Regions from separate parts of the Mus musculus genome. Here region 2 is linked to region 1. Evidence: chromatin loops called from intact Hi-C (ENCODE). Cell type or tissue: heart. All regions are shown on one strand.

What was found. Peaks named below come from ENCODE experiments on the same cell type or tissue, not always from the same donor. Only the 100,000 strongest peaks of a DNase experiment are listed, where the experiment ranks them.
Region 2: a loop joins it to region 1, with 10 times the contacts of the local background. A loop is called at or near these places in 14 of 42 quality-filtered maps.

What each region holds. Positions count from the first base shown.
Region 1 is chr1:92,610,164-92,612,663 of GRCm38, forward strand. No RefSeq gene overlaps it. Among named protein-coding and RNA genes, the nearest start is that of Olfr1410, 3.6 kb to the left of the region's middle. In heart, a CTCF peak has its summit at 1,053 (motif pointing left); no DNase peak of the experiment used is centred here; H3K27me3 peaks cover 870 bases.
Region 2 is chr1:91,912,692-91,915,191 of GRCm38, forward strand. No RefSeq gene overlaps it. Among named protein-coding and RNA genes, the nearest start is that of Gm46242, 34 kb to the left of the region's middle. In heart, a CTCF peak has its summit at 1,323 (motif pointing right); DNase peaks (open chromatin) are centred at 250, 1,400 and 2,190; H3K27ac peaks cover 994 bases.

The DNA.
Region 1 (2,500 bases):
AGGAGCACCCCCGACCAAGAGTATCAGGGCTTGGGTTTGATCTTCTGTTGTCATATTTGAGACTTTTCTTCTGCTGCAATCAGAGCACCTCAAGTTCTCACAAAATAGGGGAGGCCAGTCCTAAGAAGTAACCTCAAATCCAGACACCCCTTCCCCCACAGCTGACTGCAGCTGCGCGCGGTCTTGTACCAGGGTGCCAGGCAGTATACTGAGGTTGGGGGTGTTTTACACAGGTCTCAGGCTTTCCCAGTAAGCATTTTACCCACAGAGTAACCCCTAGTCTCTTTTTTTCTTGTTGTGACATGAAGTACCTGACCAAAACAACTCAGAACTTATTTTGGCTTACAGTTAGGAGGTGCACAGTCCATCAGGGTAGCGAAAGCACAGCAGCAGGAATGTATGCAGGAGGTCACACTGTATCCACACTTGGGACAAAGAGAGCAGACAGAAACCAGCCAGGGTTTAAAAATCTCAAGCTCTCCCCATAGTGACCTCCTTCTAGCAAGGCTTCTCATCCTAAACCTTCAATAGTGTCTTCAGTTGGGGGCCAAGTGCAGCAGCCTGTGTATGTCACATTCAGAACGACTTCAACCCTCTAAAGAACCTTCTGTTTCTACAAGCACAGGGCTCAGCAAATCTCACAAGCCATCACACCTTTGGGCTCTGAAACAGTGACACGAATTATCTAAGCATCAGGTATCTCAGACGATCTTGTCTTTCCTCTTGGGAAATCTGACTGCAGGGTTTTACAGTAGTTTAAGGTTCTATTTTTGAGCTGAGTTTCTCTACTTCCTAATTTATATCAATGCCCAACTGTGTTATAAACAAAGATCTGTTTCTGTTTTTAACCATCTGCCTTTAAAATGACCTCAATTATGTAAATGCAGACTAATGGCAAGTTTCTAGAAATAGCTGTTAGGTTGTGCAGAGCTTTGCCTTGCCCCCGTGTTTGCCTGTGTATCTAAAATGCTAGGGAAGCAAAAAGAATCAGGAGACATTTTTGAGGCGCCCTGGTTCTCACCTGCATGGCCCTAGCCTATCCTACACTGCCACCTACTGGGCACTGATGGTACATTAGTGGTTAATTTTTCTCACCTGTGCTGCAGACCCCACAAGCAAGGACCACCCACCGCTAATTTATTTACTGATAAAGGCCTTATCAGATGCACGTGGCAGCCCGGGCCTTAGCCTCAAATAATGAAACCCTGTTGGGTCTAAGCTCATCTGTTTTCACTTTAGATCCTATTGTTTGAGAGAAGAAATGAAGTGTCCATGGAAAGAGTTTCATAGAGTGTCTCAAATTTCCTGTTAATGTCTTAAATAGAAATAATTTTAGAAGAGTAAATATTTTTTTTTAAAAAGAAAAGACCTTAAATACTTTAAGCCATTATTCGATATTTTGACCAAGAAGAGGAACTTCCTATCTCTGTTTCTCCTTACAATGCCAGGAACAAAGAGAAGTATATCTTCACATGCTGTGATCTCTCCTAGAGAAAGTACATTAACTTTATCCATCAGATGATACCAATAAGAAAAATGGCTCTGAACACAAAGGACATTTCCTTCCTTAGCTAACGTTACAAAGGATAGCAAGGCAACAAATTGGAAAGTCATAGTCCCCCTTCCACAGGATGCTGTTCAGTTAGGGCCTAGAAGTCTTAGCAAAAATGGGGGTCTAAGAAGGGAAAGTGTGAGGTTGCCGTTGTAAAGCTGTGTGGTAGGATCCTCAGAGAGTCTGATCCAGTTCCCTACTCCTGAGGCTGAGCTTTGCCCATAGCAATTAGCACAAGCCTGGGAGGGCAACCACGGGAGTCTTGGCATGCACTGGAGGAAGACAAGAGGCTTCCGTCTAAATAAGGCTTAGATCTAAAGTGTGCTGGTTAATGTGGTCTCTCACCGAGACAATGCCTTGGACAGCTCTCCTACTTTATCCAATGCATGGCAGTGGCTTAGAACATCCATAGCTTCATCTTTCAAGCAATGTGAGTGCTCCCATCTGGCTCAAGAAGAGAAGACAGAAACCTCTGTGGGAGTCTCCACCTCTAACGTGGCTGGCATGCAGTAGATTCTAGGTAGATCTTCAGCCAGAAAGGGTGTGTGTGTGAAGAAATGAAAGCAACACAAGCCAGAAAGAAACTCTGCTATGTGCAAAATTCAGTCCCAGGAGTAGTGAACTGGACCAGGCTCTCTGAGTAGAGAAGCAGCCATCACAAAAAACTCATCATTGATACTTCAGAGGATACCAGGCACCACCAGGATGGGTAAGCAGTCTAATGTGCTTTGTTCAGAGAGAGAGAGAGAGAGAGAGAGAGAGAGAGAGAGAGAGAGAGAGAGAGAGAATCCCCTAAAGGTGTCATTGACATCAGAAGATGTGACCCAATGTGCCAGCTATGCAGCAAATGTCCTTCTCAGAGACCTCTACTCAGTAGTAGCCAGTTCAGGGTGAGCTTGGTGAAGCAGATCTGGGGTCCATTAAGAAAAAAAGAAAAGCAAGCTAGGC
Region 2 (2,500 bases), 700 kb before region 1:
AGTCATGTTACATTTCTTTACACCCACTTCCTCCCCACAGACACCCCTTCTTCTCTGCACAGTGAGCATCCTAGGTTAGCAGGCTGACTCCCCTCGGCCTTCCTCTGCACCAAGAGTCCAGTGCATTGTCTGCATTTGCTCCATCACATCTGGTCTCTGGTGCCCTCCCTCACAAATCCCCCATCCCTGGTCTCCAAGGAGGAGATTTGGCCTACATCTCCATAGCTGCTTTTCACAAGGATGTCAGAAATCTGGCTGGAAGTCCTAGAACCCTCCCCCGCCCCGCCCCTGCCTACACTAACATTCCATCACATCCCAAACATCTGGCTGCATCTGCATTGCTGAGCGAGTTGCCACAGCCCACATTGCATGCGGGCATGGGGACCTTTAGACAGAGGGAGGGTCTCACCACTGGCCTGTGGCTCAGATCTGAGGTCAGAAGGCATGCTGTCCCACAGACTCCTCCTCCTGTAAGAATCTCACAAGATTGTCCTCAGAGTGAAACTCCAGAGCAGTGGATGTGGCCCTGGGACCTGTTAGCCCCTCCAGGTCCTCATGGGGGCGGGGGTGGGTGGGTGTCTCATCCTTGGAGTCTGAGCCAAGGCTTGGCCCTGTGGACTCCAGAGCAGCTCAGGTACCCAGGGCAGGCCTTAAAAAATACATAAAGGGCTTGGTAGATGGTTTAACTGGTAAAGTGCTTGCCTTACAAGCATGAAGAATGCATGGGAGTTCCATCTTAGAGATAATGCAAAGGCATTTGTAACCTTAGAACCGGAGGCAGAGAGAAGCAGAGATCCCGTGTTCACTGGCCAGCCAGCCTAGCTTCCAGTGACACCCCCTCCGCCCCCAGGGAGACACCTGAAGATGACTCCTGCACATACACAAGTGGGTGATGCATCCTGTGTTTTTGACACGTGCAGGCAAAATTGGGGTGAATTTGAGAGTGAAGATACAAAGCAACCCTGGGCAGTGAGGCCACCTCTGAAGGTCAGAGGAAATGGTGGGGTAGAGTTCTGACAAGTCTGAGCCCGTGGTCCCTTGTCCTCTCCTAGCAAACCCCTGAAATACTGAAGTCGGGGGAGGGGTCGGGGGAGGGGGCAGATCTTTCTTGTCCTATTAGGACCTTTTGTGGCCCCTGGCTTCCAGACACACTAGCCATGCGGCCTGCTTAGATCACTCAGGACCTTTTGGACAATCCAGAGCTGACTTTTCATCACACTTTGCTGATTAAACTCTTGACCCATGGTGGGAAGCTTGCTGTCTGTGGAGCTGTGTCATCCTGCGGCCCTGACCCCATAATCCACGGGATCCATGGCAGGGACCACAAGGGGGCGCCATACCTCAGTGTTAATTTTCTAGCAGACCTCTCAGTCCCTTGGCAAGGTCTCCTGATGGGGGTGTCCTCAGGGAGGGGTCAGTTTGCATTAGAGGGCTGAGTGTCAGTGATTCACCTCTTCAGGACAGAGGACACTTTGGGCAGGAAGGAGGTGTCCATAGTTTTTGTGTGGGTGGAGGACTCGGCGAGGCCCTCTCTCAGGGAGTCCCTCTCTCAGGGAAGGTATGGGAAAATCTTGTCTTTTTCAGGTTATTCACCCTACCTCCACCCCCCATCCCAAGCTGCAAGAATCTTAAAGCAAACAAATCAGTTTCTGCAAGAGAACACAAGATGCAATATCCATGGATACAGATACATATGTGTATCCTGTGGACACACACACACACACACACACACACACTCGAAAACACAAGATACACCACCCACATATACATATACATATACATATACATATACATATACATATACATATACATATACATATACATATACATATACATATACATATACATATACATATACATATACATCATATACATATACAACATCATATACATATACAACATCATATACATATACACATACACATACACATACATATACATACTTCTGTGTCATAGATAGGCACACACACATGATTTACCACCCACAGATACACATATATACCTGTACACACACACACACACACACACACACCCCACACACACATGCACATATTCTGCTCACATCCCTCCTGCTCCTCTAAGCAGACCTCCTCTGCCAGAGCCCTGGCAGGCCCGCCCTGTCCAGTTCCCAGGTTGATTTACCGCCCAAGAGAGTGAGGAAGCCCAGACTCCCTTATGGACTATACTTCCTTGCCAGCAAAGTTCAAGGTAGGGTCAGTTCTCTTCAGCATTGGCTTTCCAGCTCCCTGCCAAGCTGGGCCACAATATCCCTTTGGGGGAAGGAGACCTCCCAAGCAGAGGGTCCAGAGGACTGAGGACGCATAAGGAGCAAGGAGATGCAGGCTGGGGTACAGAGCCCAGTGGTGCTCTCCCTTGTGTTGTGAACACCCTCCCAGATCCAGCCTCTCACACAGTGTGTCTGTAAAGGACGGTGGCTTGGTCAGGGGACCTCCAGTCCTTCTGTGCCAAGTAGGATGCTATGTATGGCCTGGGGGGCTTT